Linked DNA regions of Mus musculus: region 2 is linked to region 1. The links are chromatin loops, found by intact Hi-C in ENCODE. Cell type or tissue: heart. All regions are shown on one strand.

Region 1 (8,000 bases):
ACATGTAATATCCCAATGCTTATTTCAGGGACTGTAATATATCCCCTACTCTCAAAACTTATGTTTTTCAAAATAGCTTTATGTTTACAGTCGAGTTGCCTACACAGTAGACAGATGTCCCATGTTTCTACCCCACTTTCACACTCCTTGGCTCACGTCAAGGTCTTGCACCAGACCAATATACTTGTGATAATGGCCAACACACCAATGACTGTTGACCTTAGGGTTTGCTTTTAATATAACTTATTTTTAACCTAAAAATAGCGGGGATACCCCCACCAACCCTTCAGTGCTTGGTTCTCTTTGGCTTCCATTTCCTTGCCTTGATCACTCAGTTGACCATCGAGGCTCACACCATGGCTGGCTCCAAGGGTTCTGAGTGACATGAAACGCCGTCAATGCTTGCTGCTCAGTCTCACTCAGCAGTCTGGCTCTTACAGGAAGCTCTGAATGTGTGCTCCATCCTTGTGGTATCATCTGATGATTAAATACTAGGCTGTCACAAGGAGTAGTAGCAGGTGCACTTTGAGCCGGCTGAGGCATTGGCAGTAAACCTCAGCTGTTCCCCAGAGACACCATCTTGTTCTAGCTCTTTCCTCAACCTGTCCCTTTGTCATGTGTTCTGTCCCTCTTAAATGCTTGTCTCTGTGGTTTGATGCAAATGTGGGGCCTGACGGCTTTTATTGTCTTGCCCACTCCCTAGGGTGGCAAGGAACATAGAAATAGCAATTTTTGATGACAATGCTGTTAGCTTTCAAGAGAGAGACAGTTCAGGGCATTGTGGTAATACGTCAAGAATGCTTTTAATCATTTTTAAAAAAAGAATTATATGCATTGCAGGCCAACCTTAAAATATTCATGGGTACTATGTTTTCCCAGTGTTTTTAAAGAGAGCTGTAAGAAGCCAAATAAATACATATTTAGTATAAATTAGGTATGCCTCAAGTATATATTCCAATGCCATACCATCAGTTTCTTAATACTCATAAAGGCTACAAATCTAAGCATGTTCTTTCTTTACCTTTTCTGTGTGCATCTAAAATATTCTTTGCTATCAGAGGCATGCAATTATTATTATTGTGCATTCTTGCTGTTATTATCCGATCTTATTCATAGGCCTTTCACAGAACTCAGAGCATAGCACTCATCAAAAACACAGTCGTCACTGAATGTTTGATGCCAATGTTCCTGGGGCTGGCTGCTCACCTAAGGGCTCGATGAGGCTCAGTGGGTCTCCATGAACTTGGGCGTTGCAGGGCACAGACGTGTTTTACTCCCCAACAGAAAAGCACACAGCTCAGCCCATGACTTTGGCTCCAGGACAGTTTCTTTATTCCAAAGGAACAGCTATGAGGACAAGGTGTGTTGGAAGCCACATGCTGTGAGTTGCTTACGCTTCTGTGATGGCCTACATTGTGTGTCCTTCCTGTTTTTGACAACCTGGCTGACCTTGTCCTTGGCAGTGTCTTGGTTACTCTTTTATTCATGCACATGTGGCAGTGTGACAACACAGGCAAACCCACAAACAATTCCTTCTCTGTATTTGTTCTGAATCTTTAAAACCAAACCCTGCCGACATGTCCTCTTCCAACAGTCTTCTTACTAGTGACACTAACCTACTAACCCTCATTTCTTTTTCCCCCATCTTATAATTTATTAATGCCTTTCTGATGTCGAATGTGGGGAAAATTTATTCATGTGCCTATTCAGCACCTAGCAGTTATTAACGACTGCACAATGAACGTCTTCCCATGCAGTAAAGATACATAGTTGAATAAAGCATTTGGTTTGTGCCCTAAGAGTAATGTAGAAATGGGCAAGGGGGAGTTCTTTTTCTCCCCTTTAATCTGAAGAAGTAGGCTTGTCCATCCGGGTGCATCTGGTTAGCCCCTCAGCTTTGGGGTGGCTTCAATTAGTGTCCAGCTCTCTGTGAACCCGTGGGGAGAGGCCTCCTTCTTTCACATCTGGGACTTAGAATACACCCATGGAGACTGGTAATGACTTCCTTCTTGGCTCTGAGAGTTGCCTGGGTTTTCTGACATTGCTCTGTGTGGAAGAAGATTGGCCTGGCTGTTAAAACCTGTTAGTAGATGAACGGATACTGTAGAGAAAAGGAAAAGAAATGTACGTGTGCACGTGGGCACACAGCAGCTCACTCAACCAGACCTATCTTCCACAGCCATTGTTCCATCCTCAGAGTGGTCTGGGCCCTGGCAGGAAAGGAAGAGGCCACCCAGAGAGGCATTTCCTAAGGCAAGATTAAGCAGCGCCTGGGGAGACTAGACTTGGCCAAAAGGAAATGGAAGAAGGTACGCTGTCTCCAACGGAGAGATTCTGGGAGAAGACAGAATGATAGGAACCCAACTATGAAGACTCTCAACATAAACAAACCTCCCTTATCACTGCCTAAGCAGCCAGGGGCTTCTGTAGAACTGCAGGACTCCGCCCCTCACACACACATCAGACACGGTCCCTCCCAGGCAACGCTGTAGCATCCTTTCCCAGTGACACATTGCAGGGCGGGCTGAACCTTCCTCCCGCTGGAAGACCTTTCTCATGTCTTACCGGCATCCCTCACGGTACAGCGGGAGTTCAACCCAGCTTGCAAAGTTCAATGGATGTGGAAAAGAGACTGTCACCCTTTCCTCTTTCCTGAGCCATCCAGGCCTTTGATGACTTTGAGAATAAATGTTTCCCCCTTTGGTCACTAGAATGTCTCTCTGAACTGGTAAATTCAAGATAAACTCTGTCAAATCCTTACACTCCAGGGAACAAGCAGATTAAAAGGGCAGCTACAGTATCCCCTCCCCATCTGGTTTGCGCAGGAAAATCGTTTTGCTCCGGACTCCTAATTTCCACCCGGAACACAGCTCACTGCTTAAAGAGCATTTTGTTTTCTGTTTCTGGAACCCATTGTGTATTGCACCAGGGACAATGAGCTGGTCATTCAGCTGCAGCCTTCAAGCATTAAACTGGCCACATGGGTCCACATTAGTTCTCAGAGGGACGAGACACCCCAGCCCCAAGCATGTGTCCTCCTGGGCCCACATGTGTATGCAGAAAGGTGGCTGGCATCCCTGGATCCACTCTGTCCATTTGACCATCATGAAGCCTTTGCAGCCTCTCTCTCAGCTCCAGAGGCTGTCCCCACAGCCACCCTTACACACTGTGGAGCTGGCTTGTTGTTGGCACGGTCCAGGGGACAGCAAGCCAGATTGGGCGGGGAGAGCATTCCATTATTATAACACAATGCCATAACAGGGTTCAGAATTCCTTTCATATTAATTCTTATACAAGTGGAATCTTCAAACTCAACTTTTACCCTGAAAAGGGAGCGGTAAAAGGCAGCCAGGTCCTTTGTTGTCTTGGACCACATTCATCTAAGCTGAGCATCAGGAAGCTCTCTCTCCCTCACCATGCAGCTCAGAGCATCTCCTGGTGGCTTTGGCTGCATGACCCTGAACCTGGCAGCCCATGCTGCTGCTCTTGGGAAACTGGCCCTTCTGGAAGACTGGCTGGTTCTTCTTGCCCCCACGCTCAGAGTGCTTTTGGGTGTGGAGCCAAAACATCTCCAGGCCTCCTTAGAGGCCTCTGACTTGTGTAGCAGGCCAAGCTGACAAGCTGCCAGTTGGTCTCCAAGTGAAGTGTCCCTCGCAGCCCCCAGTCACCCACTGCCAGGGTGGGAGTGAGAGGTTTTCTGTCAGGCCTGGGGGAAGGCAGGGTACCCTCCTTCCTAGTTAACTCTTCCCAAATGTAGCAGAAACTTTTAAGAGTCTTGTTGACGGGGCCACCTCACAGACTAAACATGGATGCTGAGACCCAGAAACCTGGATGCTATTTCAAACCTGGCCATGGTTCCCAGGGTTTGGTTTCCTTACCACAGAGAGGTCGGTAGGCAGGAACTAAGCAAGGTGGCAATGTGGGGCCGATACCAACTTTTTCCCTTTGTGATTCAAGCGCAGGCAATGAGTTTAGCAGTCTTTATGGCCTTGTCCTCCTCAGTTCAATATGATTCTGGCAGTGGTTTGAGTAGAAACTATCCAAGGAAATCCCTAGGAATTCAAGAGACCTCTAACATGCCTATGATAGCAATTCCAGCTCTCATCTTTAATTTATTTATTACTTGTCCACCGAGCAGACACTTATCTAGACTACAGAGTGATAGAACTAAATCACCATGTATTCTAAGTGAATGAGTAACATTGTCTAAGCCCGTACTCCCCTGCTCCCCCGAAACACCTTTCAAGGATTCTGCAGAGTAGGTGCTACTTCGACACTATTGCAGCCTCTCTTAATGCCACGGGGAGAAGAGCACCCTTAGTCTCTTTTCCCGTTGAGGTTCTACTTATTTTCAATGAAAGGGACTCCATATGTAAATGTGATTACTTTCTCCAAAATTCATCTGTGCAACTTGAACACCGGTGTCTATTGGGGTGGTTTGTACAGGATTCGAACCTGAATCTCGGTGGTAAGTACCAACCGAGGAAAGTTATAAGTCCATGAAAAATCAACATGGCTAAAGAGGACCATAACACCCCCTTCTCCTCAGGCTACAGCTCCGAGGGTCACCAGCAAGCGACCATGATCTAATGAAGTGGCATTCCCTCTGGTTAGGACAGAGTGGGCCTGGCATCTCCCACAACACAGCTACCCTGTTTTCTGAGCATGCCAGGCAAATGCGGAATGTTCTCCGAGCCCGAGGGAGCTGGCAGTGGACAGTGAGGACATTCCACTGAAACTGGGCCATCGGGAGCTGAAGACAAAGGCAGCTGATTCAAGGGCTCCAAATTGGAGTTTCTCTAATCAAATATATTAAATCCGCCATCATTCTTGATTGTTTTAATGGGAAGAAGGGGGCAGCTGTGCCTTTCATTTTTCCTGAGCATTTTATTTCGTGCCATGGGGAAAGAGGAAGGGGAGGGGAGGGAAAGTCAGCTGGAAAGGGAAGAGGGAGAGAGGCCGCAAAGAAAACTGCAGGAAACTGATGTCCTTTGTCTTAGAAGTGAAGTGATTTTGCTCGCTGTTCAGCCCCACATGGAGCGTTCCCAGAGCTGCCAGTCATGGAGAATGTTGCCCAGAGACTCTGCTCACGAAGCACACTTATATAGGAAAGGAACCCCGCAAACAGACTCAGGGGCCCAGAACACACAGCGAAGAACCCAGGTGACTCGTGGTAAGCATCTTTGCTGCACTGGCCACAGGGAAATCTGCGCAACAGAACATTTCCCCTTGATATTTGTGCTTTGTACAAGAATTAAGTCTCAAGACACTTAGGGGGAAACTCATCTCCACTCCTTTTGTAACCTCTTGGGCTAAGTGCAGAATCCACAAAAGGCCCCCTTTTACCTTTTGAACGCTGAGTTTCAAATCCCATTGAAGAAACCTGGCCCATGTTATTTACTTTTTAAATAGCTTAACAGATGGCCCAAGAGAGAGGCTTCCTGCCCCAAGTGAGCACTGAGTAGTGTTTTGGTGTGCACCTTCAGCTTCAGAGCAGAGCTTGGCTGTGTGATGTCATTTCCTTATATCCGATGCATTGCTAACAGGATGAACCCAAGTGAGATGGGAACCGAACATTCTGCTGCGAAACCAATTACGTGGGCCCATATTAGGCAGGCGACTTCAGAAGGCATCATGCTAGCGCCCGGAACTTTTTACACCCAAGCGTAAGTCTCAGTGAGAACAAAGGTCTATGGCCCCGCAGTTCTAGGCACACAGACTCTCACAGGCTAACTCATCCAGGGAAATGGCTTTGGAACCTCGTGCCTGTTACAGCCTGAAGCCAGCCTGTTTCTGAGCTGAAATGTGAAGGCAGCTGGCTGTGTCAAAGGGCCAGAGAATAAAGCCACAGTGTAAAAAGAAGCCCCAATTCACCAGAGAGAAGATGATATTAAACCTCCTCTGCTGCCCCTCCCCCCGCGGCTTCCTTGGAGGCCCCCTTGGAGACAATCGAATCTGCTGCTCCTCTGAGAAAGAAGGGTGGAGGCTCCTTTCAGAGAAATGTTACTGGGCTCTCTTTAAATGTCCTCATTTGAGGGGAATTAAAAGGAAATGTCATAAGACAGCATCTATACACTCAGGGGCATTGTATCAAGTGACACAATGCAGGGGAAATGAAGCTCTCATCCTTTGGGGGATTTTAATAACTCCATCAATCAGCTCGGGTCTCCTGTCATCCATGGTAGGCCTCCAGCCTCTTCAAGCAGGTCGTGTGATTTGCCGTGAGACAGCTGGATGAAGCAGGCAGAGGACAGGAAGAAATCTGCCCGTGTCTGTCGGGTTTTTTTTCCCCCTTCTTCCCCTCCCTCCCTCTTTCCCGCCCTCCCTCTCTCAGGCACAATGCCCCTCTGTCCTCAGGGCCCGCTTCCCTCCGGGCATGGCCTGAACAGGCATGGTGGCAAAGGCCAAAAGAACAGTTTAGTTCTCAGCCTGTTCTGCGGCAGCCCTGTGGGGTGAGTCTTGTCAGCGGCCTGGGAGTCCCATCCAGAACTGGCAAGATGCAAAGAGGTGTCTGTTGTTCTGGCGAGGGAGGGGGGTATGGGCGGTAACTCAGGTGGCTGTCTCCTCATCTGTGGCTGGTGGTTGGGTCTTAAGGCAATGCAGAGGTAGAAGGTTGTGAGCTCAGGAGACTGACTCCATCATCACCAGCAATCCAGTAAGCTTTTGGCAGGTCCCCTTGCCTCCCTGTGCCTCAGTCTTCCCTGAAGACTCCGAGGTTGCATGAGGATGAAGGAGCTTTTAGGGCTGGTGATGTGAGTGTGATGTTGCCAGGGACCGCCGAGGACGTGGTACCGGAGGCGTCTAAGTCAGACAGCACTCAGCTGGATCCTAACCTCACCACCATCTGGTTTGATTCACATTGTAAAGCTTCTGTTTTCCTTTTGAGAGAGGATCAGGTTAAGCCCGATCTACCACACAAACACACGCACTGGGAGTTTAACGACCGCACTCAGAAGAAAGAGGCCGGATTGATGCCAGCACACAATCCATCCAGAGCGTTAGTTTTTCTTGTAACCTGTCAGCATTGAGTTAATAAAAAGCCACATTCATACAAAGCCTCAAAACTTGAAATAAATCATATTGCCAACTCATGTCATAGGTTCTACATACTAATTTCAGAGAGAACGTTGAAAAAAAATCATTATTGGAAGATAGGATTATAGACTGATCTTGCCAAGTGAGTTTATTAATACACAATGCTCACCTATCTCCTTATCTCTCAATTAAAAATATTGTGTGTGTGTGCCTGTGAACGTGCATGCATTCATGTGTGTCTCTCTGTGTGTGTATGTGTCTGTGTATGTGTGTGTGTGTGTATGTGTGTGTGTGTATGTGTGTGTGTGTATGTGTGTGTGTGTATGTATATGTCTGTGTGTGTATGTGTATATGTATGTGTATGTGTGTGTGTGTTTGTATATGTATGTGTGTATATGTGTGTATGTGTTTGTATATGTGTGTGTATGTGTTTGTGTATGTGTGTATATGTGTTTATATGTGTGTGTATGTGTTTGTATGTGTGTGTGTTTGATTGCAGGTCCATGCGTGCTATGGAGCATGCGTGAATATCAGAGAACAACTTTCTTGAATGGCTTTTCTCCCTCTACCGTGTCACCCAAGGATTGAACTCAAATTGTCAGGATTATGTGACAATTCCTTCCACCCAGTGGGATATTCTGCTAGCCTTATCACATGATTCAAAAGAATAAAGGGCTATGGTTAATCATTCTTTAATGAGAAAGGACTCCTATTAAGCTGGCACATGTAAAGCACACACAAGTTCTTTAGGAACATACAGATTCCTTTAAACAATTACTTATGTGTGCACATAATGTGTGTGTGAGGGGCTGTATAAGCTGAGGCAAGCCTGTGGAGGTCTGAGGACAAGTTTCTGGAGTTGATTCTCTCCTCCAGCCTTTACATGGCTTCCAAAACTCAAACTCAAGTTGCCAAGCTTAAGTGGCAAGAACCCTGACCTCTGAATCCTGACCTTTGAACCCTGA
Region 2 (8,000 bases), 240 kb before region 1:
ATTTAGGATTTAGATTTGCAATTTGTGAATTGATTAAACGAGGAGACTTTACCGAGTGGCTCCCAAGGGCGCAAGTCTTTCATGCCTCTTTCACAGATGAAGAATCTGAGTTATGACAAAGTTTGGCGCACTCAACTCCCAACCAGACTCCCCCTATGGGCTCTTTATTCGCGCTGAATCACGGGCCTGACTGTCGCCCAGAGCAGAGAGGGCGTCGCCTGTGGCTGGCGGATTTTTACTGCTTCCTTTTCATACTTCTGTCACCTCTGTCTGATCTCAGTCCTTGCCTGGCCACTCCTGCGTGCCCCACAAACTTGGAAAACCGCTGCCCTTTTCTCAGCCATTAGCTAGCAGGAGAGAGGCGTGCTTCCCGATTGAGGGCGGCAGCCGTGATGGGGTGGGGATGGGGCCGCTGAGAGGTAGCCTCCGTTCATCAGGCCTGAGCCCACCGGCTCCCTCACCAGGCCTGCATCTCTTGGGTCTGGTGAAAAGAGAAGGGGGTGGGGGTGGGCGTGGAGCCCTCCTGGGAGGCCGATCCAGGGGCTTTCTCTGCCTTAGCGCTGTTGTCTGGGCTTGCCAAGTCCCACGAGTTGGCAAACTCTCGGAGAAGTGCTTTCAAAGCCGGCCTTCGCCCTCCTTGGCAGATGCCTCAAAGCTGTCTTGCTTTGCTCTGCCTGTGCCTGGGAGTCTGTACAGGGCATTTGTTCACACGCCTCAGTGGGGACATCCCTGGAAGAGGCTCACAGGCACAGTGGGAGCTCAGCTGGATGACCCTTGAGGCAGGACCACTTGGGTGGGCGTCAGGAACTGGGGCCAGGTGGCTTGGGAGGGGCAGAACGCCAGAATGGGCGAGGGAGGTGCTAGAAGTGTTCGCTCTCCTCGGGAATAGCGTTTAAGGACTGGGAAGCATTGCCAAATAGTTAACTTTTAGAAGCTGTAGGCAGGGCACTGAAACTTTTTCTATTTCTGTTTTACTTTAGTTATCCTGTTTGATGCAAAATCATAAATATCCCAGGACATAGAAATGAGTCCTCGGGACCAGACAGAATCGAAGATGGCCTTGGAATTTACTGGCCTCAAAACGTTTTTCTAAAGTTTCATTTCTGGACGTTCACAAAACTTTAAAAGTGAGGCTCTTTGAAAAAGCCAAGCACAGGTGTGGCACCTTTAATCCCAGCACTCAGGAGACAGAGGCAGGGGTCTCTGTGAGTTCCGAGGCTGTTCTAGGTTACAGTGAGTTCCAGGGCAAACAGAGCTATATAGTGAGAATCCTGTCTTAAACAACAGATAGATAGATAGATAGATAGATAGGCTGGCTGTTCCATGTTACAGTGAGTTCCAGGGCAAACAGAGCTACATAGTGAGAATCCTGTCTTGAACAACAGATAGATAGATAGATAGATAGATAGATAGATAGATAGATAGATAGATAGGCAGATTAATAGGTAGATAGATGGTCGGAAGATTATCTGATGCTTATGTGAACAGAGCCCATCCCAGACATCACAGGTAATAGCCCAACTAGGGTTGCCAATCAAAATGCCAAATACCATTTCTGCTTCTAGAAACACAGAGCATTTGGGCTGGTATGGCAGTACAATGACAGTGTCAGCCCCATGGGATTGCAGTAACAGCCAGCCCCATGGTAACACAGTGACAGAGAGCCAGGCCATTCCTTGTCTCTGGCAAACTTTTTAAATCGAGTCCCAGTGAACTTTTGTTGAGATAAATTAACAACAACAACAAAAATTAAAATCTTACCAATGATTTTTTTTTTCTTCTGTGCATTCTATTGTAATGGGAAGACCACTCAGACTCTAGTGAATCGAAAGTCTGGCGGGTACTAAACTCAGTTACGCAGGGTCCACATGTAGCTCCAAGTATTTAGGGTAAGGGGTTTTTTAAGGCAAAAACTACATCCTGCTCTCTCTCTTAGCTACAGGGGAGGTTTTGCACAAGCAAGCAGTTTAACAGAAGCTAAGATAAATTAGCTGGGGCACCTTGACCTTGGGTTCCTAGAATAAAGTTGGGTAATTTTCCATGGGATTCTCCATCCAGGAGATCCAATCTAGTTAAACCTAAAATGTCCTCATCATGAATACAAGACGGAGGACCCTCTGCACCTCTGGCCTGCCACGTTACCTCAGGAAAGACTGACCTGGCAAAAAGGCTCCCATCAGTGCGCGTGCTCATTAAGCAGAAAGCCAATCTTCCTCCCTAAAATGTATTTTAAAAAACAAGTCCCCACAGTTTTCCTTGGCACTGGTCCTCTGTGGCTAGGGTGTTAGAATTTTCTTCTAGTTTTACTGAATAAAAGTACATGTTTCCCCCCAAGTTTTCTTTTGTTTCAGAAAAGATAACTGACTATTTTCTTCAGGCACCTGTCCCCAACAGACTATGGTCAAAATACAGCACCAGCTAAGCCTATTCTCACCCTTACTATCAACCATTTTTAACTGAGATATTTAATAGCACAAGAGTACTCTTAATTTAATTACATTCATCTTTTAGGATGCCTTTCTTGACTTTGCCTATTTATTTATAAAAGATGTTCATAAAATATAATTGAACTTAAAGTTTGTATGCAATTACAGGCAATTGTGAGCCACAATGTGGGCGCCAGAAATTGAGCCCAGTTCCTCTAGAAGAGCAGTCAGGGATGTTAACTCCTGAGCCTTCCCTCCAGTCCCTTGGATGTTTTCCATACAGCATAAAAGTAAATTTTATTTAAAAATAATTTAAGATTTAAATTTAAATTTTTTATTTAAAAATTTAGTTCATTTTGCATGTGTGACCGGTTTGCCAACATGACTGTATGTGTGTACCTCGTGCATGCATTCATAGATCTACAGATGTCAGAAGACGGTGTCAGATTCCCTGAAACTGGAGGTATAGATGGTTGTGAACCATCATGTGGGCACTGGGACTTGAACCCAGATCGTCTGCAAGAGCAACAAGCATCTTTTTTTTCTTTTTTTAAAAAAAAAAATATATATATATATATATATTTTGTATCTGTCTTCAGACACACCAGAAGAGGGCATCTAATCTCATTACAGATGTTTGTGAGTCACCATGTGGTTGTGGGAATTGAACTCAGGAGCTCTGGAAGAACATTGAGTGCTCTTAACCCAGTGGTTAAGCCATCTCTCCAGCCCCCCAACAGGTGTCTTAATACCTGAGCCAACTCTCTGACCTCTTGACTGCTTTCTATAAAGCATAGAAATCAATTTTATGTTGATCTTGTCAAAGGTAAATTGATAAATGATTTCTGGAATAGGAAAAGAATTTTGAATGATTACTGCCTTGAATAAGCACCCTGCTCCAACCAGTAAACCAAATAAGAACAAAACACCTCTGCTGCTTGTAGCCTACAGTCTCTACATTTTGTATTGGTTTCGTGTCCCCTTGCCCTGCCCTTACGTTGACTTGCTTATTATATTTCAAACTTGCTGTTTGCAAGGAATGTCCAAATTGGTTTGCTTCTGTCTTGTATTTACAAAGAAGGCCATGGGGCCAGTTCACAAGCGAGCGGCCCTGGAAAGACAATGTCCTTTCCTTCCTGAGGCAGATATTTCAGGATTGGGGAAGCAGGGTTTCCTGTGTTCTCACAAGGGGCTGAGAAAAAAAGAAAGCCAGGGCAATTTCAGAAGGAATTCAGCCTGGGCTAAACAGGAGACATGCTTTTGTGCACAGCTCTCTCCTACAGGGAGAGACCTGCCTAGCCTGGGGGCTGCAGGCACAAGAGGAAGTAAGGCTACGATTGTAGCCCGGCATTTCTCTGGAAGCCTGATATCCAGGGCAGGACTCACTGGAGGTCAGGACTTCCTTCCCTCCACCCATCTCCCGCGCCAACCCCCACTGCTACAAGCTTTGATCACACAGCAGTTGTGTCTTCTGTCCTCTTTCTCACCAAAGAGCATCAGGAACTTTGGCTCCCTCTAGAAACGTTTATGTAGTTTGTACTGAGTTTCCGCCTTGTTTCTGTGTTGTGCAAAAGGCAAGGCGATCCCATGAGGCGATCGCGTCAGGTCAACTTTCCTTCAATTTCCTTCTACGTTGTCTTTCATTTTTTATTAATAAGTTTTTAAGTTAGCGTTCGGAATGTCAATATAAAGTTAACAGTAAGGCATTTTCATTCTTATGTGTCATTATTGTACTTTGCTTAAGTCCTTCTCTTCTGCCAGTGGCTTCCGTGTCCCCTCTGTTTCTGTCTTGTTCCCATCCTGCCCTCAGAGTCCCCATTTCAAATTCACATCATACACATTCCATTAGTTTCTCTTTTATTTCTCCTCTTAAAGATTTTTTTTTTTTTTTTTGGTTTTTCGAGACAGGGTTTCTCTGTATAACCCTGGCTGTCCTGGAACTCACTTTGTAGCCCAGGCTGGCCTCGAACTCAGAAATCCGCTTGCCTCTGCCTCCTGAGTGCTGGGATTAAAGGCATGCGCCACCACGCCCGGCTTTCAAAGATTTTCTATTCCAACTGTCATGCTCTCTTTTCCAGTTTCAACACACTCGCGCACACGCACGCGCACACACACATTCACGAATTTAAACCTAAGTTCCACCCGTGAGAGAAAACGTGGCATCATTTTTGTGAGCTGGCTTCTTTCGCTTCTTTCACCTAACACAATGATTCCCAGTTCCATCCATTTTCCTGCAAGTCACATGATGTTATTTTTGAACTTTATTTTTTCTGATTTGTTGTTGTTGTGTGCTTGTTTTTTTGAGTCAGGGTTTCTCTGTGTAGCCCTCATTGTCCTACAACTCACTCTGTAGACCAGGCTGGCCTCAGAGATCCTCCTGCCTTTGCCTCTGGAGTGCTGGGATTAGCGGAGTGAGCTGCTATGCCCAGTGATTTTAACATTTAAATTACGATTTTACTTTGTCTTGGTTTTTGAGACAGGGTGTCGGGTAAAGCAGACTTACTGTGGACCTGAGGATAACCTTGACTCCCGATTTTACGTCCCGCAAATGCAGATTTCAACAACCTGCCTACATGCCTAGTTTTGAATTCATTTCTCATTAAAAACACCCACGAAGTTAAACAACAATGACAAAACCCTTACCAAATGCAAGGGATAATGGTGATGATGATAACAATGTGTCCAGGAAAGAGGAGAAATGAAACAACAAAGTAACAGAAAGTGGCTGTGGGTGAGGGACAGGAGAGTAATGACAAGGTCATTATTTTTTCATCTTTCTTAGCCTGGAGGCATTAGACACTATTGGAGTTTTAAAATTAATTTGTGAAGCTGGGCAGTGGTGGTGCATGCCTATAATCCCAGCACTTGGGAGGCAGAGGCAGGCAGATTTCTATGTTCGAGGCCAGCCTGGTCTACTGAGTGAGTTCCAGGACAGCCAGTGCTACACAGAGAAACCCTGTCTCGAAAAACCAAAAAAAAAAAAAAAAAAAAAAAAGTTAATTTGTGAAATAGGAAATTAAGTGTCATCAAAATTTAGAAAATCACAACTACTATAATGAAAATTCAAATTATATAGTAACCTAGAGTGTGAGTCAAGCATTGGAAGTGAACAAAAACTTTTAAGAGAATAACAATATGAGGAATAGATTATAGTTATACACATATGTAAGATCACTTACTAAAAGAAATAAACTCAAAATTGGTTTTAAGAAAACCGCTTAATACAACTATGTACTGTCCTAAAATATATATCTAAAAAAAAAAAATCACTCAGAATCAGAGATAGTGCTTAAACTCCCAGAAATATCTCTCTAATAGTGGAATTCCAGGCACTGTGGCATTTGGGAGGGGGAGATATTTTTGGACTGAGTTTTCCCGGTCTCTAAAATCAGACCCTTGCGGTTGCCAGCTCATAAGACCAGCCTTGTGTGCCTTGGGGTTTGTTCTGGATTGTTGAGCTTCCACAGGGCAGGGCCTGGGGACTCTTTGTCTAATTCCAGGCATTGCAGACAGGGATCTTTGTGAGGACATGCTCTCTGGTGTGACAGAAAGTGGGTGGCTGGGAGCACTTGCTCTCTGGAGTCACTAAGTAGAGTGGCTGCGGGAGAAGCCTTGGAGGACGTTCTGGGGACTATTTTGGGCTTTGAGTGGGCTATTTGATATAGCCAACCATTTGTATTTAACAGGCCAGGGCTTGATTTACCAGGATTTTCCTATGTGTCATGCCCACTGAGAGCTAGAGTCAGGCAACCCTGGATTAGAAAGCCAGCTCTTCTAAGTACTGGCTGTACGGCCTTGGGAAGATGACTCGAGACTCTGCGACTCTGTTATTTCATCTGTACAACATGCTCACTGTTCACACCTTCGCTGGCTGCCAGGAGTCAATCATTTCTCGATTGCTTACAGTGTGAGAGCCTGCTCTGGACGGGCTTCTTTTTGGAAGCAAACTCCTTAGATTGTATTCCAGTGGATCATGATAGAAAAGTAGGCACAGAAATCAGAAAACAAATGCATCAAGTGGAATAGGATATAAAAGAATAGGACCAAGGCAGCGAGACAGTGTGAGCGTGTGTGCACCGGCTGCTTGGGACAGGACGACAGAAAGACTGCCTGAGTGAACCACGTGGGCTACATAGAGACGAGGAGAAGAACTCATCCCTGCAGAGGAGAAGGCAAAGACTGCAGCAGCAGACAAGAGGCTAAAATGCAGTCAGGTAGAAGGAGGACGGTTAGGATGGGAGTGTGCTTTCTATGAGAAGTCTTAGGCTAGGCTAGTCCAAAATAGGACTCTGCCTGGAGTGCACTCAGAAGCCATGGGAGGTTCTGAGCATTAGCTCTGCTTTCTCCTCTGGGAGGATTGTTCTGTTGAGGGTTATAGAGCATGGGGGAGGATATGGGGATCACAAACTCAGAGCTATGCTGGGGCAGGACTTGACTGCATCTCAAAAGGAATTATTCTGGCTTCTAAGTTGAGAACAGACTGGGTAGGGAGTGCTGGGAAGTGGTCTGATGAGTTGAATGTGAGTGGAAAAAAAAAAAAAAGTCAGGATGTCACAGTGTGGCCAGAGTGGAGCTCTATGATACACGGGGCAGAGGTGTTTTGGTGCAGCAGATGGAAGGGCCCATAGTTCCATGATAGCCGCGTGAAACACCTGTTAGATGTGGGAGTGCAAAGTTTGAGTTAAAAGTTAAAAAGAGAATATTGAGACTTAGGAGTGAAATCGTGGCACGTATATAAGTTTAGATATTGCAACTAAAATTTGGGGTCCGGATAACATCATACACTGAGTGGCTATGGGTAGAAAAGTGTGGAGACCTGGACCAAGACACTCTAATCCTGAGGGACCAGGGAGATGAGGATAAGCTGGGGAAAGCTTCCCCTGTACGGAGGTAGGTGGGAAACAAGGTATAGACCTCAGAGTATTGTGAGCTTTGTGTGAAATAACTCACGGAAAGACGATGCCCAGCAGACATTAGCTATAACAAAGCTGGACACACCGAGACAGTCACAGTGATCGCTTCTTTGGGTGAAGGCACCTGATCAAGGAGAGGACAGAAGAATGAAGATCCTTGCTGGAGGTGCTGACAAAGATTCATTGCTTAGTCAGACATTAATCAGGCTTAAGCCATTCTCCTAGTCTCATCTCTAAGCTTCCTTGTCCAATCCAGCTTGAGCAGGATCCCTGCCAAGCTAGTGTGGCAGTTGTCTTTATTCTTGCTGTCTGTCCAGGTCTCTCATCACCCACATGCCCAGGCTATGTTGTGACCACTCTGCCTGCCTTCAGGATGCATCCTGTTATGCCAGTTTACCCAGAATTCCTTGCATCCCATGTTTCCTCTCAGTAATTATCTAGCTACTGACCTCCACCCTGCTTCTTGGCCATTGGTCTGTGCTGCATTTGTAGTTAAGTCCAGTCTCTCTCCTATACTTCAAGACCCCTGACTCTGGTTTCTTTGGACACTCAGTGGGCATCTGCCCTGAACTCCAGTAGCATCCACTCACACTGCTGATTGTGGTCACTCAGAGTAATGGTTTGCCTTTCTAAGCTTTAAATGTGTTACTGTAAGGACACT

The links. Peaks named below come from ENCODE experiments on the same cell type or tissue, not always from the same donor. Only the 100,000 strongest peaks of a DNase experiment are listed, where the experiment ranks them.
Region 2: it touches region 1 in a loop (2.3-fold over the local background); 4 of 42 quality-filtered maps call a loop at or near these places.

What each region holds. Positions count from the first base shown.
Region 1 is chr3:52,638,474-52,646,473 of GRCm38, forward strand. No RefSeq gene overlaps it. Among named protein-coding and RNA genes, the nearest start is that of Gm30235, 7.4 kb to the right of the region's middle. In heart, no CTCF peak of the experiment used is centred here; DNase peaks (open chromatin) are centred at 2,548, 3,188, 3,558, 5,548 and 2 weaker places; H3K27ac peaks cover 2,294 bases.
Region 2 is chr3:52,401,091-52,409,090 of GRCm38, forward strand. No RefSeq gene overlaps it. Among named protein-coding and RNA genes, the nearest start is that of Gm38537, 62 kb to the right of the region's middle. In heart, a CTCF peak has its summit at 147; DNase peaks (open chromatin) are centred at 271, 691 and 3,691; H3K4me3 peaks cover 839 bases; H3K27ac peaks cover 3,270 bases.